Linked DNA regions of Homo sapiens: region 1 is linked to region 2. The links are chromatin loops, found by intact Hi-C in ENCODE. Cell type or tissue: PC-9. All regions are shown on one strand. Links, peaks and the distances in the headings refer to the core of each region. The heading gives the core; the rest is flanking DNA.

Region 1 (16,619 bases), core at 4,743-12,742, 380 kb after region 2:
TATTAAAAAATTGACTCAGGGCCTGACAAGAAGAAGAGTCCTGCCTGATCTTTGGCCAACTTTCTTATTCTATTTGGTTTCAAATTCCAGCTGCACTAGTTATTTGGTGACCCTGGACAAGCTACCTCTCCACAACCCCACTTCCCCCAGCCTCAGTCTCCATTCTGTAAAATGTGGATAATAAGTGTTGACCTCACAGAACTGTGATGGGGATGAAGCAGCATGATGTACATGATATGCCAGCCTGGTGAACTGTAAGCCTGCAGTAAACATTAGTGGGAAGGGAAAAGCTATGGCCATCACCACTTCATGGTTGGCATTGGCTTAGTCTTAATTTACAAGTACATGTTCTCAAGCACACTAACTTAAACTCAGGACTCTCCTGACTAGAAAAAGGCCATGGTTCCTTCAGAGACTATCAGACTCAATGGTACTTACAGCAAACCACTACTCACTGCTCCGGGGACAGGAGACGTTGTTCATTGGTGTATTAGGGTTCTCTAGAGGGACAGAACTAATAGGATATATATATATATACACACACATATATGTGTATATATATGTATATATGTGTGTGTGTGTGTGTGTGTGTGTGTATATATATATGAGTTTATTAAGGAGTACTGACTCACACAATCACAAGGGCAGGTCCCACAATAGGCTGTGTGCAAGCTGAGGAGCAAGGAAGCCAGTCCAAGTCCCAAAACCTCAAAAGTAGGAAAGCTGACAGACAGTGCAGCCTTCAGTCTGTGGTCAAAGGTCCAAGAGCCCCAAAGCTGAAGAACTTGGAGTCCAATGTTTGAGGGCAGGAAGCATCCAGCACAGGAGGAAAATGTAGACTGGAAGACTAAACCAGTCAAGTCCTTCCACATTCTTCTGCCTGCTTTATTCTGGCCACGCTGGCAGCCGATTAGGTGGTGCCCACCCAGACTGAGGGTGGGTCTGCCTCTCCCAGTTCACTGACTCAAATGTTAGTCCCCTTTGGCAACACCCTCACAGACACACCCAGAAACAACACTTTGCATCCTTCAATCCAATCAAGATGACACTCCACATTAACCATTACAACTGGTTTCTGTAACTTCTCCTCAGAACACTAGCAAATTATATTAATTTCTGAGGAGTGGCTGCAAATGGAGAGCATAACATTTTCATACTAAATCCAAGAATGTGGTAAAAATACTACTTAGAAACAAGAGAAATGAGTAGGAATGGAAATGGCAGTTGTTACTTGCTTTCTGTCAAGTACTTCCAAAACTGTAAAATTAGGAAAATTCATCAAGAGTTCTAAAATACATATCCCCTTCAGCAATACAAAAAAAATCTGGGGTATAAGCTAAAAATTTAAATATAGAAGCTAAGAAAGCAAAAATTTCTAAAGAGCCTAAATTCTGTGCATTTTATAACAATTGAGAAATAATTTTGATAAAAGAGAGTGACATAAATAATTCTTGTTTCTTGCAAGAAATAAGAACATTAGATGCAATGGTGAAAACAGTTGAACATAAAGGGATGAAGATAGCTGAGAGAAGATGTAACACTACTGACTTAAAAGTTAATTCTAAGTAAGGAGTAGATGCCCCAAAACTTTTCAAGAAACAGAACACAATGTCTTCTGTACCTGTCAAACTTATCCCAGTAAACCATGGGAGGTAAAAAGAACAGCAAAGGGCCGATGAAAGAGGAAGGGGGCCTCCTGGAGCATTTCTAAGGTGGGTAATTTAAAAAGATTTCACAAGTTATCAATCAACCTCATGCCTCCTGTTTTAAAATTATTCACACATCATAACAGAGGACCGATCCTTGAATGCTCCAGAGAAAGATGTTCTGAGAGTTTTCAGATCCGTAAATAATGGGGTTGATTAAAAATAGGTCATCCAAATCAGTCTAATTGCCTTCTATTTTTAATGTAAATTCTTTTCATTGATTTTTAAGATGGATAGCCCATTAAAATACATTAATCGTGACCCTAAAAGTGTGCTTGTATTGCAAAAAGCATACGGTGAGAAATAAAAATCAATTCCCCACCACATGAAACTGGGGCAGGAACATCACCAAAGACAGCTGTGGCCCTACTTTTCCCAGGAAAAACAATTTCTGGGTAAGAGCTGGGAGGCGAGGGATAATGATGATAAAACACCCTCCAACTGTACGCCAGCGGTTTTAGAAGGTTTGGAGCTATGTGTGTCTTATTTGGCTAAAAGGGCTCTAATTTTGTCAAGCCAAGGCGAAAAACACATAATCAGTCTTCTGTGTTTTTTAATTATATAAGTAATGCACTCTCGTGATTGCATAATGCATGCTCATTCTAGAAAATGCAGCTAAGAACAACTAATATTAGAAATAACCCATCACACCATTATCCAGAGATAACCCTGGAAACTTCTTAATATATACACACTCAAACTTTTAAAACAAATAATGTATATTTTTTAAATGCATGTATGTAATACATATGTTTGGAATCTCCTTTTGTACTAAAAATTTTAAATACATTTTAGATGCCAATAAATACAGTTCTTCAAAAGCGTTGTTAGTGGAACACAAATCAGTATCTATCACCATTTACTCAGCCATCCCTGTAGTATAGGACATTATCAACAGTGTTTCACTAAAGGTCCTCCAGCTAAATCCTCATCAACATCCACAATTACCGTGAATACATTTCAAGAAGTAGACTTCGTTAAATCAAAGAACAGACATGTTTTAAAAGATCTTCACACATAGCACTAAATTGACCTCTGGAAAGTTTATACAAATTAATGCAAAGCATAAGAAAATATTCACTTCTTCACACCCTCGCTAATATTTGTTATTGTTCTTTGTGTTACTAATTTGATAGGTTTCAAATGATGATTCACGGTTTTTAATTTAGTTCGGGGGGCAGAAAGTTTCACACATTTATGAGCCATTGTATTCCATGTTGGTTGATGCTTTTAAACCAAACTAAACTTTGCCTGAGAAGGACTCCATACTTCTATATTTGAGTCCTTGTGGACAAACTGCAACCTAACTTAATAGGTAGACAAGATTGAAAACCTAACTTAGGAGTATGTGACTGTAACAATAATTGAGTCTTGGCCAATCCCAGCAGCCATACTTCAATCACTCATACACTTCTGAGTGTTCAGACTGCGTTCAAAGAAAGCAAATGCTGAGCTGTAACCAACCCAGTTGTTTCTCTACCTCACTTCCCTTTTTTTGTCTATAAATCTTCCACCATGTGGCTGTGCTGGAGTCTCTGAATCTGCTGTGATTCTGGGAGCTACCCAATTCATGAATCGTTCATTGCTCAATTAAACTCCATTAAATTTAATTCAGCTGAAGTTTTTCTTTTAACAATGCCAATTTATGAACTTTGTCCTTTCTCTTTTTGGAGTCTTCATGTTCTTATTTATACGTTCTTCCTATTAAACCTTTGTAATATAGAATGCAACTATTTTTTCCATTTTGTTGTTTATTAAATGTGTCTTATTTTGTCATAAAGAAATGTTTCATTTCTATGTATTCACATTTTTTAAACATATTTTCTTTCTATTTCTTGCCTTTGATGTCATTCTTAGAAAGACTTTCCTGACCCCCTTGCAATATTGAAATGATCATGAAAGTAAATATTTAAGCTCAGCTGCTATAAAAAATCATGAAAGAAAATTAAAAGCCATTCTGTATAAAAGATACAGAAAAATGAACGAAGTACTAATAAACACTAGAACCAAAAATTTGAAGTACTAATAAACACAAGAAGTTAAAGTTAGTGTTTAGTAATGGTAGATCATATTTATGTGAAGATACGAAAAAGGGGAAATAATTTTAATTGAAAGAAGAATAAGATGACAAGGCAAATTACAGAGTGTTAAAGTTGAAAATATTAGGAAGCTTTATATTTGTGCAAATTATTTAGGTCATCGTATGGGGTAATAACAATGGCACAGGCTTGAAATCTTACCAAATGCAAAGCATTTGTAATAGAAAGATCTCAGAGCCATATCCTTTAACAGGTGATAGGCACGGAGAACAGCCTGGAAAAAGAACTCAGAACCCAAGAGGACACAGAAAAGTTCTACTGTAGGTCACTGGGCAGTTGTTTCAAAGCTGTACAGTGGATTTGAACCAGCAATCCAAAAGTACATTATTTCAGCATTTAATTTTCACGATAAAAACTTCTCATTATATTACAAAACTGTTCTAGTTATTTCTAGTATGTAGATTGGAAATAGTATTAAATGTCTTAAAACAACTTTCATTAATAAAACTTAGTAAGATCCCTGCGTTTCATCTCTCCCAAGTCTCAAATCTGTTCTTTTATATATGAGCAATATTTTGCAGTAACTGAATTATTGCTCTGAACCCTTTCCACCTGACTGTGTAGCCAAAAATGCTATAATAAGCTACTTATGCTACACAGTAGACATGAAATTCTTAACTAGAATAAAAAGTTTCTGTAATTAGATTAAGTCAAGTTTGACCTCTAAGTCATTGTTTAGTAGCGCAACTAATTCCTCCTAGAAATGTGGGTTAATGCTGAGGTTAATTTGCCCAACCTGATCTGATCTCACATGATTATACAGATCTTTGAATGTAATCACCACATAATTTTTAATAAAACCTAAATTAGCATAACATGTTTCCAAATCAGCATCCTTAATCCTATCCTTATATGTCTGCCACAAAGATGAAACATTGAGAGTTATTTTTAAATTATGTAAGTTTCTTGATTAACCCCATAGTAATTCCCTTCACTTTGATCTCACTTTTTTAAAGATTAAGAAAGATCTCATTTAACTTTCAAATATAACTATATTTCTCAATATTTCAGTTGTTTAATTTGTCATTGATTATACATTTTTTACAATAGAAGCAAATATTCAACTGAATCTTCATCTGTTTTATTTGGAGAACCATCTTGCTACTATATATAGGACAAGACATCCAAACTCTTCATTTTTATTTGCCAAATAATATCTCAGTCAAAGGATACCACTGACAGCATTCAGTGACTTGTGGAGTCTTTTACTCCACCCAACAAGAGCAGGATATGCATTTTTTCAAGCACCCATGGAACGTACACCAAAATAGGCAGTATTCTGGGCCATGAAACAAGTCTCAACAAGTTTAAAAGTATTGAAATAATATAGATTATGTCTTTTGATGATAATAGAATCAAACTAGAAATCAATAACAGGAAGACAACAAGAAAATCTCTAAACACGTAAAAATTGAACAACGTACTTCTGAATAAGCCATGGATCAAAGAAGAAGTATAAAAGGAAACTTTTAAAAATACATAGAATTGAATGAAAATGAAAACATAATCGAAGTATATGGGATGCAGCTAAAGCAATTATGTGAGGGAAATTTATAGCACTAAATGCTATAAATCAACAACTTATATTCCTAGCTCAAAAAATTAGAAAAAGAAGAGCAAAATAAAGCCAACACAAGCAAAATGTTACCTTCAGAGAAACTATTTAAAGTATAAAAGAGGCATCTTGAATTATTTCTTACAACTACATGTGAATCTGTAATTATTTCATTAAATTCTAATTTTAAAATGTCAATTGCATTTTCATACATCAACAGTAGAAAAATGGAACTTTAAATCATATAATTTACAAAAGACTTCTAAAAATCCAACAAAATGTATCTGATAAAATTATAATTCATAAAATATATACTGCTAAAATTATAACTATAAAGAAAACTATAATTTATTCCATCTTTTGAAAGATATTAAAGAGGACCTAAATCACAGGAGGGATATTCCATGTTAACAGATTAGAAGATCCAATAGCATAAATATATCAATTATTCCCCCTAATTGATCTATAGATTCAAAGTAATTCTAATGAAAATGCCAAAAGAGTTTCTGTAAAACTAACAAACTGGTAATAAGATGTATATGGAAAAATCAAAGGTCAACCATAGCCATAACACAGCTAAGGAAAACGAACAAGGAGAGAAGAGTTACCCAGCTAGATAGTTATTATAACACTGTGATTAGGTGCAAAGGTAGAAAAAAAAGGACCAGTGAAATACAATATAGAATCTAGAGACAGGCCAATGTACACATAGAAGAGATACAGTTCAGGGGTGGCATTATAGAACAGTGAGGAAAGGATAAATTATTCAATAAATGTTACTAAGACAATTTGTTATCCACATTAAGGAAAAGAGAATTGGCCTTCTACCTTAAAGCAAATACAAAAATCAGTTCCAGTGGATTAAAAGTTTAAACGTGAGAGGTAAGTTTTATAACCACGGAACATAAAATGATTTCTTAAATAAGACACCAAAAGTGCCTATCATAAAGGAGAAAAATACAAATTTTACTTCAATTTTGCACTGGGAATATTAGCAAAAACACAATACTAAGTGTTGGCAAGAGCATAAGAACTCAAACACCAACATGAGTGACATTTTATTGTTATTCTTTATATGTTATGCATGCCACAAAAGGTTTTGTATGTATTGCATATTTAATTTTAAAATTAAATATAAAATGATTTTTTTCTTGACAAATGAAATGCTTCTAGTATTTATCATTAAGCAAAATGTTAGGACTATAAATTTTAATTATTTTAATATTCAATATCTCTTGGTAGTATACTTAGGATTTTTAAAGTAGGGAATAATATTAAATTTATCTTGCAAGTAGAAATAGTAATAAAAACTTCTAAATAATGCTTGTATCAAAGAAGGAAACAAAAGGAAAATCACGAACTGGTACTCAGAGAATAGACAGCCTTAAATGCATTTATTAGCAAACAAAAGTAAATGGAAGTAAATTCATTATGCTTTCAATTCAAGAAACGATTTTAGAACAGTTTAACCTAAGTTAAAAGGAACAAAATAATACAGTCAAGAAATTAAAGAAAATAAAAACAAAAACGTGATCAAGAAACATTAAGCGCTGGTTCCTTTAAAAGACCAGTAAAACAGATAAAGTTCAACAACATAATTAATTAAAGAGAGACAAGGGATACATAAATAAATAGCATTAGAAATCAAATGGGGCTTCCGCCCGGCATGCCGGACCGCGCATGCGCCGTCGGCAGCGTCGCGCGCGCCCTGTCGCGCAGCCGGCGCTACGTGTGCGCCCGGGACGCGGACGCAAGCCGCCGACGGAGGAGGCCTTTTAACTACGGTGGGTTTCTCTCTTCGCGTTAAATCTCCCCTGCCGTGCAGCCTGGTGCCGCGTAGGCTCCCGTGGGACGCTCCCGTCGGACGCCGTCCGACCTAGATTGTTAATGTTATTGTTGGGAAAGGCGAAAAAGGCAGAAAGATCCCAGAATAGCTGATCCGTTGTAACGGTTGGAACTGAAGCTGGGATAGATGGGTAGCCGAAGATCATGTGCTTCGTGAGCCCAGTGAAAATCGTAGATTGGCCAGGTGCGGTGCCTCACGCCTGTTTCCCAGCATTTTGGGAGGCGGAGGCGGGTGGATCACGAGGTCAGGAGTTTGAGACCAGCCTGGCCAACATGGCGAAACTCTGTCTCTACTAAAAATACAAAAAGTGGTTGGGCGTGGTGGCGGGCGCCTGTAATCCCAGCTATTTGTGAGGCTGAGGCAGGAGAATCGTTTCAACCCGGGAGGCGGAGGTTGCAGTGAGCCGAGATCGCCATTGCACTCTAGCCTGGGCGGCAGGGTGAGACTCTGTCTCAAAAAAAAAAAAAAAAAAAAATCGTAGATTAGGGTCTGGGCGCGGTGGCTCACTCCTGTAATCCCAGCACTTTAGGAGGCCGAGGTGGGCGGATCACTTGAGGTCAGGAGTTTGAGACCCGCCTGGCCAACATGGTGAAACCCCGTCTCTGCTAAAAATACAAAACAATTAGCAGGACATGGTGGTGGGCGCCTATAATCCCAGCTACTCTGGAGGCTGAGGCAGGAGAATCACTTGAACCCGGGAGGCGGAGGTTGCAGTGTGCTGAGACCGCGCCACCGCACTCCATCCTGGGCAACAATACCGAAACTCTTGTCACAAAAAAAAGAAAGAAAGAAAGAAAGAAATTCGTAGATTACAGCATAAATTGGCAAGAAATGCTGTAGCTCACCTGAGGAGCAAGAGAGAAAGAAGCAGCCGCTCCAGGTTGCTTGGTGCTGACTCTGTCTTTTTTTAAAAGGCCTCTCCATCGAAGAAAAAAATGAAAATGATGAAAACTCATTAAGCAGTTCCTCTGACAGTAGTGAAGACAAGGATGAAAAAATAAGTGAAGAATGTGATATTGAAGAAAAGACTGAAGTGAAAGAAGAACCGGAGCTTCAAACAAAAAGGGAAATGGAAGAAAGAACAGTAACTCTAGAAATCCCTGAAGTTCTGAAGAGGCAGCTGGAGGATGATTGTTACTACATTAATCGGAGGAAACGGTTAGTGCAACTTCCATGCCACACCAACATCATAACGATTTTGGAATCCTATGTGAAGCATTTTGCTATCAGTGCAGCCTTTTCAGCCAATGAGAGGCCTCGTCACCATCACGCTATGCCACATGCCAGCATGAACGTGCCTTATATCCCAGCAGAAAAGAATATTGACCTTTGTAAGGAGATGGTGGATGGATTAAGAATAACCTTTGATTACACTCTCCCGTTGGTTTTACTCTATCCCTATGAACAAGCTCAGTATAAAAAGGTGACTGCATCTAAGGTTTTTCTTGCAATTAAGGAAAGTGCCACAAATACTAATAGGAGCCAGGAGAAGCTCTCTCCCAGCTTACGTTTGTTGAATCCATCCAGGCCGCAGTCTACAGAGAGTCAGTCGACCAGCGGTGAACCAGCCACCCCTAAAAGGCGCAAAGCCGAGCCGCAAGCAGTGCAGTCTCTGAGGCGGTCCTCGCCCCACACCGCCAACTGTGACAGGCTTTCTAAGAGCAGCACCTCACCTCAGCCCAAGCGCTGGCAGCAGGACATGTCCACCAGTGTGCCCAAGCTGTTCCTGCACCTGGAAAAGAAGACACCTGTGCATAGCAGATCATCTTCACCTACTCTGACTCCTAGCCAGGAAGGGAGTCCTGTGTTTGCTGGCTTTGAAGGGAGAAGAACTAATGAAATAAATGAGGTCCTCTCCTGGAAGCTCGTACCTGACAATTACCCACCAGGTGACCAGCCACCTCCACCCTCTTACATTTACGGGGCGCAACATTTGCTGCGATTGTTTGTCAAACTTCCAGAAATTCTTGGAAAAATGTCCTTTACTGAGAAGAATCTGAAGGCTTTATTGAAGCACTTTGATCTCTTTGTGAGGTTTTTAGCAGAATACCACGATGACTTCTTCCCAGAGTCAGCTTACGTCGCTGCCTCTGAGGTGCATTACAGCACCAGGAACCCCCAGGCAGTCAATAAGTGTTGATGGTTCTGTAAGAACAACTGCTCCATCTAGCATGGTGTTCTGAGTTCCAGGTAAAAAATTAACAAGGTGGTGGGTTTTTATCCAGAGCACAAAACAAAGTGCCCACCAGGGGGCTTTGACAGAGGTGTGCCCTGTTGTTTGAGTTCCCCATGTACTGTAGTTACTCTGTTTAGAATTATTTCCTAGGTGCCTGAAAGTGTTCTGACATGACACTTGCTACTTTGTAGGCCATCTGTGATGGCAGGTAAAAAGCAACTGTTCACAGTGAAATGTTCATGGAAGTGTACATAGGTTAGGCCATTTCAGCAGACATTGCAGTTAGTCAGCAAGAACCACATTGTTTCGTTATTTGTTAGCATTAAACAAAATTTTTTTTGCAAATTGGTTTCATTCTCTTGATGAAGCTGAGCAACTGTCCAACAAGGTTTAGTTTGTACTTGAAAACTGCAAAGTAGTCTCAAAGTATTTTAGAGGGAATCCATATTGATGGCAAAAGAAAATTTGCAGCTATAATTTGCTTCTGACGGTTCCTTCTCTGTGAAACATTATTTTTGGTGATCTAAAGAAAGCATTGCCTTTCTTGTTTGCAATTTTACAGCTATACTTTTTTGTGTAATGTTACGGTTCCCTTTCTGTAAAATGTTCTTTTTGGTGATCTAAATAAAGCCTCTCTTGTTTGAAAAAAAAATTAACTTGGAGTCATAACTACAGATATAATGACGATTGGAATATAAGAGAATGCTACGTATTCATTTAAACCAGTAAATTTGAAAGTCTTGACAAAAATGATTACTTAGGAAAATATATATTATATAAACTGGCTCCCCCTGAAAAAGTAGGTATTCCTCATTGTGGCACCTGACAGCCCCAAAGGTAGAAATTAAAACTAACCCACATATTTATTGCACACTATGCTGACATTTTAATGTAAATTTTAGACCACATAAGATTTAGTCTTTAGAGTCAGAAATTCCTTAGGTGCTAGCCCACAAATTGCTACATAAGAGAAAACAGAAAAGATTTCACTTTCTGTGATCCTAATAGAAAGCCCACAGAGACATATCTTCCCACTGTGGCTTCAGTAGCATCAAATAGGAAAGTGATAATACTGTGAGAGAATGACGTGCCACCCACAATATCTGAAGTACAAAGACAAAGCTGGATGTATTTTTGGTTAGTTAATTTGAGCAAAACCCGTAAGTGTCCAGATGGATTCTTCCTAGATTATCATAATTCTCTTGCATGTCCATGAAAGGATAAGGTATGTCACAAGGCTAAGAGCTTGAACTGTGCTAGTCCAAATTGAGACGTGCTCTAAGTGTGAGGTTAGAGCACTGGAGTTTGAAGACTTAATATGTAAAAATAAATGTAACATATCTCATTAATAATTTTCAGCATTGGTTAAATGTCGAACTGACAATATTTTAGATACATTGGGTTAAATAAAATGTTTTTAAAATAACTTCACCTATTTCTTTTTACTTTTAAAAAATGTTAATATTTTAAAAACTTAAAATGACCAATGTGTCTCACATATTTTTAATGGACAGTGATGCTCTTAAAAGTATTACCTCTATGGCATGGCATATGTCAAAAACTCATGGTCTTTTTTAGCTATTCTTTGATCCAATATCCAAGGCTTAGCTTCATGTATCCAAGCAGTTACAGGCCTCTACTAAATTAGTCAAAGCATCTTTTGGTCTTGTACTAGGATTACCTTTAAATCTGATGTTAATATATGCAGCAAATCCCTACTGTTAATAGAAACCACCCAACATTTTTTCTGCCGTTTACTAATTTGATTGTTACTCTTTCCCTCACATATTACCATATTCCTATGTACACACTCAGTCTGGCAGCCTTCTGTTACTCTTATCCAATGAAGGAGAAGCTCGTACTTGTGTTCCATTCACTCAAAAAGTATCTATGCCCATAACCAATCTTTGGATAGTCTAAAACAAAATCCCAATTTAATGGTTTTTTCATGTTATCTTAAAAATGAATAAAAAGAGATGATACCAGGAAGTCTAGGTGATAATTACTTTTCTTGCCCAATACTAGGCTTTACTAGAGAGCTGAATTTTATAATACAACTCTCCTAAGCTTTTGCTTGTGCAGCCAATTTGAAGGACAATTTGAAGTGAACTTAAGGATGAGTTGCCTTCCCAACTCTTAGAAAGACCCAAATAATAGCCATTTCTATAATTAAGGCTACTAATGTGAATTTAATCAAGCTACATAAAGCCAGTTTAAATTCCTCAGCCCAAATAGTAGCTATGCATAATAGAATAAGCTTGGATTTTTTTTTTTTTTTTTTTTTTGAGAAGGAGTCTCGCTCTGTTGCCCAGGGTGGAGTGCAGTGGTGCCATCTCCGCTCACTACAAGCTCTGCCTCCTGGGTTCACGCCATTCTCCTGCCTCAGCCTCCCCAGTAGCTGGGACTACAGGCGCCCGCCACCGCGCCCAGCTAATTTTTTGTATTTTTAGTAGAGACGGGGTTTCACCATGCTAGCCAGGATGGTCTCGATCTCCTGACTTCGTGATTCACCCACCTCAGCCTCCCGAAGTGCTGGGATTACAGGCATGAGCCACCGCGCCCGGCCAGCTTGGATTTTATTTGGGCCAATTAAGAGAGAGTCTAGGCTGTCGCTAATAATACTTCCTGCTATCTGGAGTAATTCTATAATACTTCCTGTATAATACTTCCTGTATCTAGAGTAATTCTATGTGACTTGGTCCAATCTATGTCAAAGCTAAAAGAAAGGCAAGGTGAGCTTCTCACCAAGTTGTTGAAAATTCTTTTCTTAGGAAATCTCCCAATCCCTTCTTAAAATAATATTCCTAAGTTTGTTTGTTTTGTTTGTTTGTTTGTTTTGAGATGGAGTCTCACACTGTTGCCCAGGTTGGAGTGCAGTAGTGTGTTCTCAGCTCACTGCAACCTCCATCTCCCAGGTTCAAGCAATTCTCCTGCCTCAGCCTTCCCCAATGGCTGGGATTACAGGTGTGTGCCACCACGCCCAGCTAATTTTTTTGTATTTCTAATGGAGATGGGGTCACCATGTTGGCCTGGCTGGTCTTGAACTCCTGACCTCAAATGATCCACCCATCTTGGCCTCCCAAAGTGTTGGAATTACAGGCGTGAGCCACCACGCCCAGCCTATATGTTTTTTTTTTTTAATCTCACAATTGTTTGAGATCTGTTGTTAGAGTCTTAAATGATTTTGTGCAGCTACTGTCCTGACAGATGATTCAATGAAATATTCAAAGATGAAATAAGAATGAAATTCTGCTGATCAATGTTCAAACTGAAAATACGATCTTTGCAAATGAAACCTCCTCTTCAGAAAGAATCATTTATAGTGGTAAAGAGGTGAATAATTTTTTTGATTCTTTCTTGTAACTTTGGCTGAATGAGGACAAAAAGAGGAGACTGAGAAGAAAAAGGGTTCCATGGACCTCTCCAAGGACTCAGCAGTCTCACATGAGTACCCACACTTACACAGACTGCACCAGCCCCTGACACCACTGAAACTCCACGAATCCTGAACGCCACACTCTTCAAAACTCCACCTACTGTCAGCAGAACAGATTAGCATTTGAATAGGCAGGCCAAGGAAAGAAAATCACCCTCACCAATGTGGGGGGGGCATGGCCTAATCTGTTGAGAACCCCTGAATAGGACAAAAAGGTAGAGGAAGAGTGAGTTTGCTTTCTTCTTGAGCTGGGATATCCATCTTCTGCCTTCAGACATCAGAGGTCCTGGTTCTTGAACGGAACCACACCACCACCTTTCCTGGACCTCCAGCTTGCAGACGGCAGATGATGGGACTTCTTGGCCTCCATAAACACATGAACCCATCCCTCAAAATAAATGTCTTTCTATCTATCTATCTATCTATCTATCTATCTTCTATCTATCTATATCATATTGGTTTTGTTTCTCTAGAGAACTCTGGCTGATATGTAGAGATTGTTCCCTAAAGAAAAAAAAAAAGTATTCATCTGATGAAGACACCATGTTGGAATTTAGGAAAGGGCTTAGGATTGTTAGAAATTTCCACTACCTGGATGGTTTTAGTAAGTCGAGACAGACAAAGTTTATTTGCCCTCAAGGCTTCTACAATTTATTGCATACCTCAAGTTTGTCTCTTTGACAATCTGGCACAATAAGACATTTTTAGTTTAAAACCAAATTTCTCATTTTTCTCTTCTTGCTTTTGGTCAATGTGCCTTCCTTATTCTTTTCAGACAACTTTAAAATTTGATTCTGAAGGGGTGATGTTCTATGGAAGTAGGATTTATTGTAGATACAGGGCCATGCATATCAAAAGAGGAACTATGTCATTGTCCATCTGTAAACAATTCTCCTCAGAAGATTAGAGAAAGGACAAGGAACTTGGGGGTGCTAATAGCTCCCCAAGAGTAGCACCCTCAGTAGACGGCATTGGCTTTTCCAATGTCTTTCTCCTCAAAATCTACAGGTGTCCTTATTTATAACCTCATGATTCTTAGAGACTACAGAGGCTCTTAGAGTCTTGTTTTTATTTGGGGGACCAGTTGTTTCATTTATAGAGCTGTATATTTATTTTTATTTCTAGCTTCTTTTTTTCCTATGGCTCAGTTACTTATCAGAAAATGTTACCTTCTAAATTCATGATTTTCTATATATATATTTTCATTTATGGCTCCTAATTAAAATCAGAGTCCATTTTCAGCTGTTGATCCTACCCTAGAATAATGTTCAAAAGATTCCTGGAATCCAATTTTTAAATCTAGTGTTTATTTTATGAAAATTTTCATCTTTGTCCAATTTACTTTTTAAGAGACAGATTTCTAAAATGTGTTTAATGAGCTTCCTTCTTTTTGTCTCTAAGAATTAATTATTTTTTAATTTTCAGATGGATTATTTAAATCTTTTTCCTAACCCCTTGTTTTCAACTACTTTCCCCATTTGAGGGGCTAAAATGAAGTGAACTAGTCTGTACACATCTAGTCATTCATGAAAATAGTACATAACAAAGATCCTATTGCACATATCTGTCCATCTTCCTGAAGTATAAGAAAATATTTATAGCATTGCTATGGACTGAATTGTGTCCCCCCAAAATTTATATGTTGAAGCCCTAACGCACAAGTGACTATATTTGGAAGTAGGGCCTTTAAGTATATAATTAATGTAAAATAAGGTCATAAGGATGGAGCTCTGATCCAATAGGGTTAGTGTCCTTATAAGAAGAGATACCAGAGGGCTTGCTCTCTCTCACACAGTGTCTCCCCACATGCACAAAAAAGAGGTCATGTGAGCACATGGCCACCTGCAAGCCAAGACAAGAGGCTTCAGAATGAAACCTACCTTGCTAGCACCTTGATCTTGGACTTCCCAGCCTCCAGAACTGTAAGAAATAAATTTCTATTGTTTATAAGCTGGTTAGTCTATGGTATCCTGTTAATAGCAGCCTGTACAGATTGTCTTTGACTCAGCTCTAAATTAGGTTTTAAATTCAATGTCTATATATCTGCCTTCTGATCTTGCACATTTACATGAATGTTCCTTTCCTGAGAAATCCCAAGGCAATACTAACTCATTTAGAAGATTGGAGGAAGGAATAAAAAGACTAGAAGGGGTACAAGTTAAAAGTTGCTTAGATCCAAACAGGGTGGGTTTCAGAAGGTTAGTGTCCTTGGACAACTTGTGTTTTCAGCTCCACCACACCAAATAAAGAAGCTGACTATTGAAAGATTGGTGTGTTTGCCTCCCAGTTTTTCTAGAGTGCCTCCTAAAATATGATTTGATTTTGACACAGCAAACTTTCCTTAAAATGGCCATCTTTTTTGCCATCTTTTGCCTTTTACCTAAAAGAATGCAAGAGTAAGGATCATAATGAGACTATAGATAGAAAGAAGAATTTCTGCAGGAGTTTGAAAATTTGATACAGACAAATCCACGTAAGGAAGATGGGTCACTACAGTCGACTGTGCTACAGTGCGCGCTCATGAGTGGTGTCAGAAGTTAGACCAAGCAGAAGCTAGAAATCAACGAGGCTGCCAATGACCCAACAATTGTTTGACCTAAAATATAGACTGAGCAAAGAGGTCTTCTTCCACAAGTTGACAAAAGTATAAATGTCATTATGAAGGTTTTGTAGGGTGCCCAAGGCTAAGTTCGACTAATTGCCTTTTCACATAATTGTCACAGGTCTAAGGAACCTCTAACCATTTGTCTTCAAGACTGGATTAGATTGAAGCAGAAAATAATCAACATATATGCATCTGTCTTTCGTGGAACACTCCCTTATGCGATCAATAAACACAAGATAATCCAGGACAAAACAAAGACAGTTGAAATAAGACTGCCTACACACACACACACACACACACACACACACACACAGCAAGCAGCAGGAGAATAAGCAAAGGTATTTACTAAATCTTTTATCCCCAAACCATAAGGTCTAATGATCTTATAGAAATACCTAGATCTAATTACTTTGATTATAAATCCTAGGGTAACAAATTCAGCAATGAAAGCTCAATGAAACTATCAAGAACTCAGTGTTGAGGCTGGCTTACCTGGCAGCAGATATGAAGGATAAATGGAGTTTGGCAAAGAGGCCCAGTGAGTATACCTGTTGGCCTGAGAATGCCCTAGAATGCTTCTAAGGGAGAGTCCTTGAAACGACCTCAGTAGAAACTTTGGATTTGCCGTAGAATGATAAGACCACCCTTAATATCTGAACTGAAAAGACAAAGCTGAATATATTGCTACCAACTATGTGTTGTACCTGCTGTACAATAGCAGCTTTAGAATGTTTGGGGCCATTGTCTTATTTGGATAAATGGCCCCTGATTTTGCAAAGCCAAGGTAAAAACACATGAGGGGTGCTGTGGTTTAAATGTGTCCCCCAGAAACATGTATTGGAAATTTAATCTCCAATGCAACAGAGTTGGGAGGTGAGGCCTAATGAGAGGTGATTAGGCCATATGGCAGAGGGAATGGACTAATGCCATTATTATGGAAATGATCACAGGAGTGGGTTTCTCATAAAAGAATGAGTTTGAAGGCTGGGCACAGTGGCTGTAATCCCAGCACTTTGTGAGGCTGAGGTGGGTGGATTACTTGAGGTCAGGAGTTTGAGACCAGCCTGGCCAAACCCATCTCTACTAAAAATACAAAAAATTAGCTAGGTGTGGTGGCACGCACCAGTAATCTCAGCTACTCAGGAGGCTGAGGCAGGAGAATCACTTGAACCCAGGAGGCAGAGGTTGCAGTGAGC
Region 2 (16,619 bases), core at 3,044-11,043:
TAGACTGGGCCATTCTATCCAGGAATCCGGTATTGCTAATGGAAGTCATATTTATGCTTACATTTTGAATGAGTGACTCTGACTTCTTCGTTTCTATAAGCCTGTATTTCAAGTACCAATAATTATGTAGTTGCTAAATCAATAGGTCTAATACTTTCTTATAAAAAGTGTTAACATTGAATAAGGAAGGCTATTCTGGTTTATGTATATTGCATACATTTTCTCATCATATCATACAGATTCTAGAAAATCCAATCACTTTGATTTTTGAAGCTAATATTTCTTTCACTGTGTATAGTTTTGAAGGTTCAGGAAAAACCTATTTTGGTCTCACATATATTTCTACTTAGCCCCAAACAGACCCAAAATCCTGATTGTGCTCCAAGCCAAAATTCTGATATAAAGATAAATCACTTCTTTGTTGATACTTACTTTAGTGTCTTTAAAGAAATCTCCTTTCTCCACTAAAATACCAGAGAGCAGAAATTGGCATGCAGCAAGCATGTATATAAGCAGGCTCCTTTTGTGTAGTTGAAGCACAATGCCATCTGTACCCTCTTTTGTTTAGCCAAAGTACCTCAGTTTCTTTCCATCAATAACAATATACAACGAAACCTCCTCTGCTTAGGGGATGGCAAACGTGGACTTTGAATTCAATTACGTGTTATACTTATTAATCATCTAATTCATTTGGCTGAGGAATAGCGTTGCCTAGAGCAATGTAAATTGTTTCAACCAAACAGTATTTGCTTCATCAGGTTTACCAAATCAGCTAATGGAAAAATACAGAAAGATGCAGAAGGCTCTCTACTGGGCATCTCTGGGAAGCACTAGGTAAGTAAAACCTGTCCTGTGTTTGAGGATCTTACAATCTGGTTGAGGATCTGAGATGTGGGGTTTCTGAGACAGGTAGAAGGACCTCAAGGGAGCATGGGGTTCCTTCTCCCTCCCCATTGTTCTCATGTAAACAACCACAGCATAAACCACCTCAAATTGTCTTCAAAGCGACTATCAATCTATATGTCCACATCTGTCTCTATGTTCATAGACACATGTACCTCCAAAACATAAAACAGAAAACATGTGCATCTTCATTACAAAGTGAAACCAGAAATTAACCACATCCCAGCATCCATGAGGGATTTTTGCAAATGCAGTGTGGACAGGACTACACAGAACACATCACTGATTGCTAGGAAATGCTTCACATCCAGAGACAAATAATGCCTGGAAAGGAAGCTTGGCTGTGCCACACAATAGCCCACTAGCACCCTCTCATTCAAAAGCATGGGCTCACAGGCACGGTGGTGCACACCTATAATCCTCAGCTACTCGGGAAGCTGAGATGGGAGGACTGTTTAAGCCCAGGAGATCAAGACCAGCCTGGGCAACATAGCAAGACCCCTGTCTCTCTTAAAAAAAAAAAAAAAAAAAAACCTTAGCTGAGCATGGTGGCACATGGCTGATGGCTGTAGTCCCAGCTACTCGGGAGGCTGAGTGGGAGGATCTCTTAAGCCTAGGAGTTTGAGACTTCAAAGAGCTATGATCACACCATTGCACTCCAGTCTTGGCAATAGAGTGAGACCTTGTCTTTAACAAAAACAAAAATAAAAGCATAGGCTCTTAGGAGATGGGGCCTACAGCCTGCCTGGAGTGCTCTAAAGCTCCTAAGTTGCCTTTCCCTCCCACCTGCACAGCAGAGGCACTAAGCTTCACCAGGGCATGCAACTTGCTCCTGATGAGTCGGACATTCTAGGTAGAGAGCCAGGGGTGTGTATATGGTGTGTGTGTGTGTGTGTGCGCACATGGGAATGCATGCAGAGGGCACAAACACTTCCCCTGGAGTCCCATCAGCATCTCTTCTAGGAAGTCAGACTGGTGGTCAAGATGAGAAGACGCTCCAAGCTGCTTCTACCAACCTGCCTGTCTTGACTGACATCCATCTCTCATCCCCAGGTCACCCCAACTCCCAGATTCCTGGATCTCCAAACTAGTCATCTACTACCAATGCTAGGCTGACAAATCAAATACAATATGCCCAGTTAAATTTGAATTTCAGATAAGCAACACAAATTTTTAAGTGAAAGTATGTCCCAAATATCCCACGGGATATGCTTATACTAAAAAATATTGTTATTTATGTAAAATTCAAATTTTACTGGGCATCCTGTTTCGGTTTGTTTGTTGTTTTCCTAAAACCCATCTCTGAATGATTGATCTGGCATATACACTAATCTCAGCAAGGCATAGCCATTAACAACAGCACAGGGCTGTGGAACAAGCCGTCTGGTTTCTAACCCTAACCCCACCACTTTCAGGCCACAGAACACTGAGCAAGTCACTTAACCTTGCTGGGCCTCAGTTTTCTCATCTGTAAAATAGGGATAATACTGAATCCCCCTAGTATTTTCATTTATTTATTTATTTTTGAGATGCAGTCTCACTCTGTCACCCAGGCTGGAATGCAGTGGCATGATCTCTGCCCACTGCAACCTCTGCCGCCCGGGTTCAAGTGATTCTCCTGCCTCAGCCTGCCGAGTAGCTGGGATTACCGGCGCCTGCCACCATGCCCGGCTAATTTTTGTATTTTTAGTAGAGATGGGGTTTCACCATCTTGGCCAGGCTGGTCTTGAACTCCTGACCTTGTGACCCACCTACCTCGGCCTCCCAAAGTGTTGGGATTACAGGCGTGAGCCACTGTGCCCGGCCATATTTTTAGGTATTCAAATACTGAGAGGAGGAGAAGAGGATGACGCTCAGGCTGGGTGAGTCTGGGGAAGAACGATGTGAGCAGATCTGGACAGCCAAAATAGTCATCATCTTTACCATCCACCCTTCCTAATGCAGATGAACTTTCAAAAGAATGCCAAGGTAATATAACCTAGGGGGGCTCTTCTGTTTTTTTTTTTTTCTGAACAGTCATAAAAACACAGAATTCATGCATTATAAACAGATAAAATCTTCCGACAAGCTGGCAGAATTGTAGCCCCCAAACAGCAACATATTAATGGGAAAATAGCAGGTGCACGGTTCCCACGTCAGCTTCTACTCCTGCTCCTGCTGGTTTACTTGGCAGCCACCCTGGCAGTCGTGAAAATGACTGACACGTCTATTTTCACATGTTTGTATGCCAAGAATAAGACTGGAAGCCTTGACTGAAACAATTGGCTTTTCTCACTGCAGGACATGATTGTCCAGTGTGCAGAGGGAATGGGAGGTAGGAGGAGGTGTTGGTGCCTCTCCTCCGCTGCACTGACAGGCCCCTCTCCCTTTCCAGACCGGACCGTCCCTTGGGGATACAGATTTTGTTGTTAGTTCCCTTCCGACCCATAAACACATGTTTGTAAATTCTACTGCCTCATCCCTTTCTCCTTCCCCATCCAGATGGGTGCTGAAAAGCCAATTTTAGTGAATGTCAAGGGCAATGTGATTTGGAAAGAGAGTTGTCACCCCACCTGAGTAATGCTCATGGACAAGACACGGGCAGAAGTGACATCCAGTTTCCTCATCCACGACTTCCTAATCGAGCCTCTACTATGTGCAGATGCTTCATGTGGGCAACATGGAGTGAACTGGACAGACGAGTGCCTGCCCTCGGGAGCTTACATTCTAGTTGGTCAGAAAGAAAACAGACAAGGAAAGAACCAACTGAAAGAATATAGCTGCATATTTGCAATGTTCCTGGGAGAACCACTTGTTATTGAGTGGTGGGGCCTGGGAGACAATGGGTTGCATTTCGGAAAAACCATAGACAAGTTTCTTGCTCACTGGGGACAGAGCTCAGAGTTCTCAGTTCTCCACACAGGATCTCCTTCCAAAAAGGAAGGGATCTGCAGACTATGTATTATGGTTAAGTAACCAGATTGTAAACTGTCACATGCAGCTCATAAAACCAGCCTCGAGGTTGTGCATCATGGATGGAGGAAGTCCAGGTTCACATTCCAGAGTGACCACTGATGTTTTGTGTTCAGCAACTGGGCTTCCCATTTCACACCAGGGTTCTTTGTTTCATATGTTGACATTCGAGAGAGGATTCTTGGAATTAACTGTGATGTTTGCTTGAATCTTGTTGAGAACATGAATCACACAGTTTCTCAAAGGTTATTCTTTTTCAGAAGAAAAGTTATTTCACAGGAAGGCAGGACCTCAGGATTTTCCAGAGCCTGGAGTCTCCTTTGCTGGCACAGAGCTGAATTGTCATGGCTTGAAGATTTTCATTTCTTACTCAATTTATTGGAGCAAGCCTTACGCTTGACCAGCATCGGCAAACAGATAGGCGGGTGTTCAGCTGGGACCCTGCAGAGATGACTGTAGATTCCACCAATGTCTCTCACAGAAGGAACTCCAGGTCCAGTCCCAGGAAGGCAGGGAGAGGAGGAACAGAAAAGGCAGGGAAGTTGTCAATCAGCTCAGGACAAGGAAGCTGGGGATGAGGGGCCAAGCTGGAGTCAGAGCTTCAGTGGGAGCTTCATCCTCAGCTCTTGATAGGGCCAGGGGTCTAAGAAAAACTATTTTGCCATGCTCACCTCTCAGCATGGTGTGGTTGATCATGTCAGGAGCGCACACGAGCTGAGGAATTCTGAAGCTGCCTGTCATCAAAGGAGGTCCGTGGAGTAGGGAGTAATCTGGTGGGCTTCCTGTTGGGCTGCTGGGTGTCACATGCTTTGCCTGCAGCAGGGCAGCTCTCATTGCTCTGGGAGAATTTAGGGGCATCAGGGATGGTCACTGGGCTTCTCCCAGGATTTCTGGGTTTTTCCTCTTTTCTGTTCTATTCAGTTGCTGATCTTTGCTTTTGCTTAAGGCCCTGAAGTGAAATTGGAGTTGAGGTGAATCTTGTCACAAATTGAATTAAGACCACACCTTCATCCTTGTGAACAAACGTTGCAATTCTGCAACTGTGGCGACTTGGAAGCATTCAGGGCATTCTGTTAGCTGCCTGGGAACTGATTATGCATTGGCACAAAAATCAATAGCAGTGACTTGGAATCATTCTTTCCCCATGATTTTCTTCTTTTAAAACATTGTGTTTTAATTACATTGTACATACTCTGGAAAATATAACTCAATTTTTAAAATCACATATAAATGACCACCTAGAGCTAACCACACAAGACTTTGCTACTTAGCATTTTCTATCATCCATCTATTTGTATTTTTATTCAAAAATGGATCATAGTTTACATATTATTTTGTAACTGTAGACTAATACTTGACAAGGATTGCTTCTAGCAGTGGTTTAATTAATTCTGCCCCAATTTGCTTAGTTACAGACATATTATACTCAGTTGTAGATCAGAAGATGGTTCTTAGGAAGACTTTGAGGCAAAGAGGTAGAGTGGATTATTGGAAAAGGGTCACGACTCCCCACAAGAGATTGGCCACCCTGTAATGAACTATTTGCGTTTGCAAATACCTCTATCTCTGAGATCCTAGGGTCTCATAGAGTCTTCTCATTTCCTACTTACATGTCTTTGTGGAAACCACATCATCGATAGCATTTTCAGGATAAGCAACTATTCCAGGAGACAAGTATGGAGGTAACTGAATATACTTATATTTTCCCCTCTCTCTTTTTTAATGTTGAGGACATAGCAACAAAATCTATTGATTTTGTGTATGCTGACATCAGTTGATTAAAGTTAGCCAGTAATCCTAATCCACACTGTAATGTGATTCTTTGTTAGTCCTTTTCCCTGTCTCAAGTGTATTTGAGCCTCAGAAAACCTCACGTTTAGGGGTCAACTTTTGCAGGCTTGTAGATCCAAAGTCAGGCCCCTTGTGGGTTCTGGTCAACTTTCTGCATCAGAATAATGAGCCTGAGATGTAAGAGTTGGGGTTGGCATAGAGGGACGAAGAGTGACTACAATGAATAACAAGGTCAAAACAGGCTTCCAAGGTTTCCAGAACCAACCAGCCTCGGGGCTCCAGTAAGTGATTCACATTCCCTTCCCCTTTGTTACAAATGTTTCTCATTGTTGAATACCTTTGACTTGTTAGGGCTGAGCCCTTTTCTCTAAATAGCTGACAGATGAGTTGTCAGTCGAAAAAAATCTTTAATGAGAGAAAGTACTGTTGCCTGGCTTCATGTTCTTAAATTATGATGGTATCTCCTGTCTAATCAGGGCAGAAAGAACGAAAATCTCGGAAAGTTTCTTGACAGGGGACTAAATGGCATGGCACACAGGTGCTCTTGTCGTGCCAAGTCAGAGTTCTTCTCCAAATGCTCTGAGATTGAGTCCGCTCTGCAATTAACCTTCTCCCCTAGCTGTCACTACTACATGTCACATCCAGTCTATGCTGTTATCTGCTGTGTATTTGTGCTGAATGGCTTTCTAGAGGTGGTCCCAGGAAGAACGGTGCAAGCATCCCAAAGCCCTCTGCTCTGATGGGCAATAAATGAAATAGCCAGCATATGCCCTAGAGAGGGCGAAAAAAGTCCATTGCAGGGGACAGTTTCTTAGAGCAATTGACCAAGAACTTGGCACCAGGGAGGAGAACTTTACTGATTCCAGAGTCAGAAGACATGGATGGATGATCTGTTTACATATTACTGAACATTTTATTTTCAATAATTTGCTAACAGTTTTGTAATAAGCATATTTATGCATAAACTTTATGATAAGGATTATTTCCTTGGAAAAAGGCCCAAGAAGGGTTATATACTAGAAAGTATTTTGAGATTATTTATTTAATTACCAGGAGAGTACTGATTTCCTCCTAGCCATTACTTCTTGCCATAAATAAAATATTACTCAATGGCTCCTCAAAATCTTCAGGGATCCGGGCTACATTTATTTTTCTGCTTTGCCATCTTTATTTTTAGCTTGTGCCTTTCTGTCTCATGACCACAAGATGGCTGCTGTGCCTTCCAGGATATGGTATCTCCGTTCCAGATGGGGTGAAAGGTAGGGTTGAGGGCAAAGCTTAGTTTATTACCCCAGGTAAGCCTTCCCCAAGGTCTTTTGCTTATACCCTGTATTAGTCCGTCCTTGCATTGCTATAAAGGCATACCTGAGACTAGGTAATTTATAAAGAAAAGAGGTTTAATTGACTCATGGTTCTGCAGGCTATACAGGCTTCTGCTTCTGGGGAGGCCTCTGGCAACTTACAATCATGGTGGAAGGTGAAGGACAAGCAAGCATCTCTTACCTGGCAGGAGCAGGAGGAAGAGAGCGAAGAGGAAGGTGTCACACACTTTTAAACAACCAGATCTCGCGGGAATTCTATCACAAGACAGCACTAGGGGGATGGTGCTAGACCATGAGAAACACTCCCATTGTGTCTGGAATTGGTGGGTTCTTGGTCTCACTGACTTCAAGAATGAAGCCGCGGACCTTCGCGGTGAGTGTTACGGGTCTCAGAGATGGTGTGTCCAGAATTTGTTCCTTCTGATGTTCGGACATATTCAGAGTTTCTTCCTTCTGGTGGGTTCCTGGTGGGTTTCTGGTCTCGCTGGCCTCAGGAGTGAACCTGCAGACCTTCCCGGTGAGTGTTACAGCTAATAAGGGCAGTGGGGACCCAAAGAGTGACCAGCAGGAAGATTCATGGCAAAGAGCCAAAAAAATCACAGCTTCCACACTGTGGAACAAGACCCCACTGGGTTGCCACAGCTGGTTCCGGCAGCCCGCATTTATTCCCTAATCCGACCCCACCCACATCCTGCTGATTGGTCCATTTTACAGAGCGCTGATTGGTCCATTTTACAGAGCGCTGATTGGTCCATTTTGACAGGGTACTGATTGGTGCCTTTACAAACCTTTGGCTAGACACAAAAGTTCTCCAAGTCCCCACTAGATGAGCTAGACACAGAGCACTGACTGGTGCGTTTACAAACCTTGAGCTAGACACAGGGTACTGGTTGGTGTGTTTACATTCCTCTAGCTAGACATAAAAGTTCTCCAAGTCCCCACTAGACTCAGGAGTCCAGCTGGCTTCACCTCGGGGATCCCGCACCAGGACCGCAGGCGGAGCTGCCCACCAGTCCCGCCCATGCTCCTGCACTTCTCAGCCCTTGGGCGGTCGAGGGGACCGGAGGCCGCAGAGGAGGAGGGGGCGGTGCTCGTCGGGGAGGCTCGGGCAGCGCAGGAGCCCACGGAGTGGGGGAGGCTCAGGCATAGTGGGCTGCAGGGCCCTAGCCCTGCCCCATGGGGAGGCAGCTGAAGCCCGGCGAGAATTCCAGCACAGCGCCAGCGGGCTGGCACTGCTGGGGGACCCGGCACACCCTCTGCAGCTGCCGGGCCCGGGTGCTACGCCCCTCACTGCCCGGCCGGCAGCGCCAGTGGGCCGCTCAGAGTGCAGGGCCCGCAGAGCCCACGGCCACCCAGAACTCGTGCTGGTCTGCCAGTGCCACACGCAGCCCCAGTTTCTGCCCGCGCCTCTCCCTCCACAACTCCCTGCAAGCAGAGGGAGCTGGCTCTGGCCTCGGCCAGCCCGGAGAGGGGCTCCCACAGTGCAGCAGCGGGCTGAAGGGCTCCACAAGCGCGGCCAGAGTGGGCACTGAGGCCGAGGAGGTGCCGAGAGCGAGGGCTGTCAGCACGCTGTCACCTCTCACCATGATCCAGGCACCTCCCATCAGGCCTCACCTCCAACAGTGGGGATTACAAGTCAACATGAGACTTGGATGGGGATACAGAGGCAAACCATATCATACCCCATGGCCAGAAGTGAGTCACACAGACACTCTCGGCTGCAAAAAGGGGACAATGACAAACAAGCACATTGCCTTTCTGAATAAAATCTGTTGGAGTGGAAGAAAAGGCAAATCTGTATTGGATAGACATCAGTACTATCTGCCACACGTATAACTGTGCTGTGTTAAAACTGCTAATATTTTTTCCAAAGCCAGTTTAAAGAAATGCAGTTTTTTAGATGTTTTGAACAATTGATTTAATAATATGCAACGATAGATGGAATTTTATATTTACCATAAAAATCTTGGAATTCTGGCCGGGTGTGGTGGCTCATGCCTGGAATCCCAGCACTTTGGGAGGCCGAGGCAGGTGGATCACCTGAGGTCAGGAGTTCGAGACCAGCCTGGCCAACACGGTGAAACCCCATCTCTAATAAAAATACACAAATTAGCCGGGCATGGTGGTGAGCACCTGTAACCCCAGCTACTCGGGAGGCTGAGGCAGGAGAATTACTTGAACCTGGGAGGCAGAGGTTGCAGTCAGCCAAGATCATGACACTGCACTCCAGCCTGGGCAACAGAGCAAGACTCCATCTCAAAAAAAAAAAAAATTGGAATTCTAGTGCTGGGAAAAGTCCTAGAGACTCTCGTCATATTTGTACACACATGAACCCAGAGAACAGAAGTGACTTCCCTAAGCCCTGCAAGAAGTCTGTGGCAGAGCTGAGATGAGAACACAGGTCTTGACCAGCCAACACAGACCTCGTTTTGCCAGTACTATGTCCTGGGCTTTACTCATTAAGAAACTCACTCTTGATTTCAATGATAACTAAAAAATTAAAGTTATTAAAATTTTCATTTCTACTAATGATGGCATCCATTATTCCAATAGAAAAAAAAGATCCTTTTTTATCAAGCTACTCAGTATACACAAAGATTACATAAGATTATTCCATTTCTTGTCATATTGTTAGATCTAATATTATTAGGTTTAAATATTCATTGGGCATAATTTCTCCTCTATTAAAATAATTTATAATACGTTTTTGAGATCCTCTTGTGTGGTTAGATAATGTTAAGTTGAACGTTATACAAAAATCAACCTTGAAACTATTGAGACTTTCCTCTGGATATTGGCTTCTTTCAGTTATGTTGCCGGAGAAAAGTAGTTTGTGAGTCATCAATTTATATGCCATCATGTATAAAGAATGCTTCTGTGTGTATTGTTTTACCATACAGACGGGATTTTTTTTTTCCTTTTAGTCTCATCCTGCAAGTGTGGCTTTCTCAGGAAATCAGTAATGCACTCTTCATGCTGCCTTAGCCAAGACTCAAAGTCATCCTGAGCACCAGGTCCCGCAAAGTCTTGGAAAACCCACGAATAAGCAATGAATGCTCTGGGTAACTTTGTTCAAAGACCAGCTGTGTCTTTTTTTTTTTTTTTCCATGTTTTCAGCTTCTCTTCAGTGAAACTCATTTTGCAAGGTGGGGGAAGGGAAGCTTGCCATGAGCCTGAAAAGTGGGGAGCAAACGAGGCAGGCCCAGATTGGTGATGCCCCTAGCTCCCAGCAGAAGCAAATCCTCTGTGGACAAAAGCCTCAGCAGACAGCTTTGGGATTGCCTCATATTACATGCAGATTAACAGGAATTCAAAATTAATTACAAAACATGCAAAGAAGTAGGCTGCTATGAGTGAGAGTCAGCAGCAAACAACAGAATTCCCCAAGTTTCTTAATGATGGGAATTATACGTGGACTAAAAAATCACCATTTTTATTTGGAGAAATAAAAGCTAGATTAAAAATAACCAGAAATAGAGGGTGGAGGAGACAGGACAGGAGGTGGATTTTGGTACAAACTTTCAGTCATAAGTTGAATAGATTCTGGACATCTAATGCACAACATGATAACTGTAGTTAATAGCAATGTATTGTATACTTGAGGTTTGCTGAGAGTAGATCTGACACTGTTCTCACCACACACACACACACACACACACACACACAAATACACACACACAAAGATGAAGTAATGGATATGTTCATTGTGGTAATCATTTCACAATGTATATGTATACAAAAACATCACATTTTACACCTTAAATATATAATTTTAATGTGTCAAAAAATAAAAATAAATAATAATAATTAACTTTTTTAAATGACCAGAAAATGAGAGACAGTCAGAAATTTCAGGAATTTTTTAAAGATAATTGTCAAGTTTTACAAATGAAAATTATTTAATGAAATAGAAAACTCCGTAGATGAGTTATAAGTAGATGATTAAATACAGTTGAAGAAAGAACAGAAAAGCAAATTTGAAGAAATTAGCCAATAGCACAGAGAAAGAGGAGAGAGAAAATATGGAAAAGAAGTGAAGAAAAAGAAAGTGGAAAGTGAAAAAGCATAACGTGCATCTTCTCAGAATCCCAGAGAATGAAAGAGGAGAAATATTTGAAAAGATCATGGTTCAGAACTTTCCAGAACTGATAAGAACATGAATTCTTAGTTACAGAAAACACAATGAATCCCAAGTTGCTTAATTTTTTTTAATCCACACGTTAGATTATGATGAAATTACAGAAAATCCAACAAAAATAAAAAGATCTTTAAAATAGCCAAAGGGAAGAAATAGATCACCTACAAGTGAAAATTAGATTTAAAATAGGCTTGCTATTAGCTGCAATGAAAACCAGAGAGAATAAAACAATACCTAAAAGGGCTAATTTAGGATTGTCAACCCAGCGAACTAAGGTTTAAAAGCAATGGCAAATTGGAGATAATTTGACAAACAAAAATCGTTTTACCGCTAAAGAGACTTTAAACAAAAGGACTCCTAGGTATGTTTCCCAGAAAGAGGAAATGATCCCAGAAAGAAGGTCTGATTTTGAAGACATAGGGAGTCAAGTAACTTTCAAAGAACTGGGTGCATTTTTTAAAGTACATGTAAAATAATAATAATAATTTTAGTGAAGAGCAAATGCTGGGATGCAAGAGCAGATAAGTCTGGAGGTTGAACAACTGTTCAGGAGTGGTCAAGATACTGATTAACTTTAGAGATGAGGTTCAGTAAGCCTGAATTCCAGATGTAACAATCAAAAATAAATAAATAAGAGTATAACTTTCAAACTAAGGCAGGAAATAGGGTCTGGAGGCAGGGAAACTAAGGACTTCCTAGAACTAAATTAAACAGAAAAAAACAAACCTTCTAAGCCCAAGTAAATAACTTTATAGCTTTGCTTCAGCTATGACAGGAAACATCCTCTTCATTTGCATAGGGTGTACACCAAGTAAATAATTTTGTGTCTGCACTTCATCCTCTTTGTTTACATAGGGCTTATACCAAGTTATCAGTGGGAAACCTCTAGAAGGGTATTTAAACCCCAGAAAATTCTGTAACCAGTGCCCTTGAACTACTTGCTCAGGGCCGCTCCCACCCTGTGGAGTGTGCTTTCATTTTCAATACATCTCTGCTTCTGTTGCTTCATTCTGTCCTTGTTTTCTTAGTGCATTTTGTCCGATTCTTTGTTCAAAACCCCAAGAAACTGGACACTCTCCACTGGGAAAAAAACTAGTAGAAGAGAAAATGGAATGATAATAATTACAGTAGTAGAAGAAGAGCAAGAACAAATCAACTTATTCAAAAAAAAAAAGAAAAAAGAAAAAATCAGAGAATTAGCAGGGTAAATAGAAACCACAATGTAAGATGAGATAAAAAAGGAGACTTAGTATATAATAATTACAATAGATAAAAATAAACTAAACTTTCTACTCAAAATACAGAGTATCAGTTTTGATTGAGGAAAAAATATCTACTATTTAAACGAGCCACATCTAAAACATGAAGACACTGGAAGTTAAAAGTAAAAGAATCAAAGATAATAGGCAAATATTAAAGAAAGCTCACACAGCTATGAAAATACCAGATAAAATAAATTATTCGGGATAAGAATGGTTACTACATATTGATGTAACAATTTTAAATTTGTATGATCTTAAATGGTTTCAAAATATATAAAGCAAAAATTGCTTAAACTACAGGGGGAAATTGACATATTCTTTGCCAGGGTAGAAGATTTCAATATACCTTTTTCAATTATTGATAGGCCAAACAGACAAAAACATTAGTATAGGTATAGAAGATCTGTCCAATACTATTTAACAAATTCAATTTGACAGATATTCAGGTACCAGCTTGCAACAATGGGAAAATACACATTCTTCTTTCACACAAATGGAGTATTTACAAAAATATGTAGTAGACCATAAAAAAAATTCAAAACTTAAAAAACACACAGAACGTCTTATAGAATATGTTATTTGACAATAATATAAATTAGCTAGAAATTATGTGTGTGTATTTATATATATATAAATACACACACACACACACACACACATATATACATGTATGTATTTTTTAGAAAATGTAAAGTCCCACTTGTTCCACGGGCAAAGGTGTCTGCAAAACATTGGGTTAAGCCAAGTTAAGTAATAATGAGGAGGGGGAGAGGAGGTGAGAGAATATTGTGCTGCAGGAGTTCCCATATGCCTTAATATATAATGTAGATGATGAATTTATAAGTGAAGAAATGCAGTGTTTTATGCAGTGTTTTTATATCTCTATTTTGCCATGCAGTTTTCTATCCGTGGAGTAGCTCATGGGACTTGTGTTCTATGGAACGTACTTTGGGAAACACTGTTCCACAGCAACCCCAAGGCATACTTCATGTAAACCCTACTCTTTTTATTAACCCTATTTAACTTCCTATAACAACTACAAGCCTGGATATTACATCTCACAGTGTGCATTCTAATAAAACCATGAGTTTTTATTATCACTCCTGATGAGGGTGATAAGATTAAATCTTTCACAGCACACTGCAATGAACAGGAAAGAATCAATTTGGCAAGAAGGCATTCGAAGATAGGAATATTTGTATTTTAGTATCCTCATTTTAAAAAAAAAAAAAAAACACGTGAGCTACTTCGTAATCCACGTCAAAACTCTGAGACCTGCTATAAAATGCTCTAAACTACTTTTCAAACTTTTCAGGACAGCTGTGACCCTGTGGGGGTTGACCCTCATCCAAAAAGTCTCATTTTCTAGACGGTTAGGAGACCTGAATTCCTTTCCAGATCAGTGAGGCTGTGACCGGGCGATGAATCACTGTGGATGAGGAGTTAATTCATTATGTTCCCTGAAGCAATGAACCATTTCTGCCCCCTTTCCAGCTTTCTCATACATGCTTCCCTTTGCATTGAAACAATTCATTAGTTCCGCTTTGTCAGGGGCCCACCTGTACCATGTTAATGAGCAGCCAGAGGGGATCAGGGAGGATGAGTAAGTAGCCAGCCCACTCTGCGGCTGGCACAGCTCTAAGGAGCAGTTTTTATTCTACAGAAATCTTTCATTCTAAGATGTAATGCAAGCTCCTACGTTAGGAGTTCACCTGACAGTATTTTCATACACCTGAAAAGGTCTGTTTGATAACCCAACCTGGTGATTTTTAAAATGTGTCCAAAAATTCTTCCTACTTCTTCTTCAAGAGATGGAGCTTCATTCACTTTTCCTCAGGTGTGGGTGGACTTAGTGACTCACCTCAAATGAATAGGATACGGCAAAAGTCATGGGATGGCATTTCTTTCTTTTTTTTACTTATTTATTTATTTATTTTTTTGAGACAGAGTCTTGCTCTGTCACTCAGGCTGGAGTGCAGTGGCATGATCTCGGCTCACGGCAGCCTCTGCCTCCCGAGTTCCAGCAATTCTCCTGCCTCAGCCTCCTGGGTAGCTGGGATTACAGGCACACGCCACAACGCCCCGCTAATTTTTGTAGTTTTAGTAGAGATGGGGTTTCACCATATTGGCCAGGCTGGTCTTGAACTCCTGACCTCAGGGGATCCACCCGCCTCGGCCTCACAAAGTGCTGGGATTACAGGTGTGAGCCACTGTGCTCGGCCATGGGATGGCATTTCTGAGATTAGGTTATAAGGATGCTGGAGCCTCTACCTTGGGTGTGCACTCTTGCTGTCTCCTGAATCACTTACTCTGGGGGAAGTGGTAGCATGAGAACTGTGGAGAAGTCCATCCATACAGCAAGAAATGGAATCCTCCTGCCACAGCCATGTATGTGAGCTTGGAAGTGGAACCTTCAGTCCCCGTCAGTCTTCAGAAGTAATGGCTGGACTGCCAAGACCCTGAGTCAGAACCACCTAATCTAGAAGCTGAGCTGCTCCCAGATGTGTGACCCTCCGAAATTGTGTGAGCTAATAAGTGCCTGTTGTTTTATGGCATTAAGTTTTGGAGTAATTTTTATGCAGCAGTAGATGACTAACACACCCATTGATCAAAACTGCTCAGGATATAGGGAAGCCAGGGTGAGATCATCCCAGATGATCTGTATCCACCCCACATGGCTGGGATTGGACTGGGTTGGTGGGAGAAGGAGTTTTCCTATGGCTGGAAGGCTAGACTACTGGGGAGGAGGCAAGGATAGAGCTTTGCTCTGGAACTGAAAATTGCCCACAACCTTAGACCTGTGCGGTTGAATAAACAGTGATACATCCACACAATGGAGGACTCTGCATCTGGAAAAAGAATAAGGCAAGCCTTGGTCAGGCACAGTGGCTCACGCCTGTAATCCCAGCACTTTGGGAGGCTGAGGTGGGTGGATCGCCTGAGGTCAGGGGTTCGAGACCAGCCTGGCCAACATGGTGAAACCCCGTCTCCACTAAAAATACAAAAATTAGGCCAGGCGCCCAGTGGCTCACGCCTGTAATCCCAACACTTTGGGGGGCCAAGGTGGGCAGATTAAGAGGTCAGGAGATCGAGACCATCCTGGCTAACACGGTGAAACCCCATCTCTACTAAAAATATAAAAAAATTAGCTGGGCGTGGTGGCGGGCACCTGTAGTCTCAGCTACTCAGGAGGCTGAGGCAGGAGAATGGCATGAACCCAGGAGGCAGAGCTTGCAGTGAGCCGAGATCGTGCCACTGCACTCCAGCCTGGACAACAGAGCGAGACTCTGTCTCAAAAAAAAAAAAAAATACAAAAATTAGCTGGGCGTGGTGGCTGGAGCCTGTAATCCCGGCTACTTGGGAGGCTAAGGCAGGACAATTGCTTGAATTGGGGAGGCAGAGGTTGCAGTGAGCCAAGATCTGAGATCACACCACTGCACTCCAGCCCGGGTGACAAGAGCGAGGCTTCATCTAAAAAAATAAATAAATAAATAAATAAGGAAAGCCTCTATGAATTGACATGGAGTGTTTCCCAGGAAATGTTTTTAAGTGAAAGAGTAAAGTGCGAGAGATTATAGTATGCTATGTTTTGTTTAAGAAAGAAGGAATTATAAGAAATACTTGCATATGCTCATTAATGCAAAAGGCCATGCATAACAGATAAACCACAGCCTAGTGAAACTGGTTACGTACATGGAGTGGGTTGGAACAGGGTATAAAGGATGGGGGAAAGGGAATAGACCCAAGGGGATGGGGTAAAGAGGCATCTCTTTCTCAATACAACTTTGTGTCTAGTTTTAATGTTTAGAATCATGTGATCTTTCACATGCTAAAAATAAATAAATAAAATAAGCAAGATTGGGAATAAAAAAATAGAAAATGAAATACAAATAGAAACAAACCAAATGGTATTTCAAATGAAAAGCAATCACATTGAAGTAGAGGGAAAAACAAACTAACTACATAATCTTGGTAATATATTCTCAGGCTAAAGGCAAAAGTAACTATACATAATTATTGAACTCTGATTAATATATTTGTTTTGCACAGTGGTAAGGGTTAGCAGTTAGCAATTCTGAAACAACTTAACGTATTCTGGAATTAAGCAAATAAATAAATATACTATGGATATTGAGAGTCATGTTTCTCACCATTGGAGATGCAAGTAACAAATATGTAAAAAGAGAAGGAGAGAATTAACTTTGTGGTTAGGACTGGTTATGAACTCATAGTTTTAGGTTAAAAAAAGTG

What was found. Peaks named below come from ENCODE experiments on the same cell type or tissue, not always from the same donor. Only the 100,000 strongest peaks of a DNase experiment are listed, where the experiment ranks them.
Region 1: it touches region 2 in a loop (4-fold over the local background); 2 of 110 quality-filtered maps call a loop at or near these places.

What each region holds. Positions count from the first base shown.
Region 1 is chr2:233,858,852-233,875,470 of GRCh38, reverse strand. It overlaps MSL3B (MSL complex subunit 3B), which reads left to right and starts at 7,085. Exons shown (of 2, transcript NM_001425333.1): 1 at 7,085-7,144; 2 at 8,121-10,808. The coding sequence starts at 8,276. The coding sequence ends at 9,346. In PC-9, for the core only: a CTCF peak has its summit at 9,454 (motif pointing right); a DNase peak (open chromatin) is centred at 7,110; H3K4me3 peaks cover 2,473 bases; H3K27ac peaks cover 1,165 bases.
Region 2 is chr2:234,239,438-234,256,056 of GRCh38, reverse strand. No RefSeq gene overlaps it. Among named protein-coding and RNA genes, the nearest start is that of SPP2, 200 kb to the right of the region's middle. In PC-9, for the core only: CTCF peaks have their summits at 6,400, 6,599 and 6,823 (motif pointing right); DNase peaks (open chromatin) are centred at 3,976, 6,036 and 9,846; H3K4me3 peaks cover 849 bases; H3K27ac peaks cover 7,131 bases.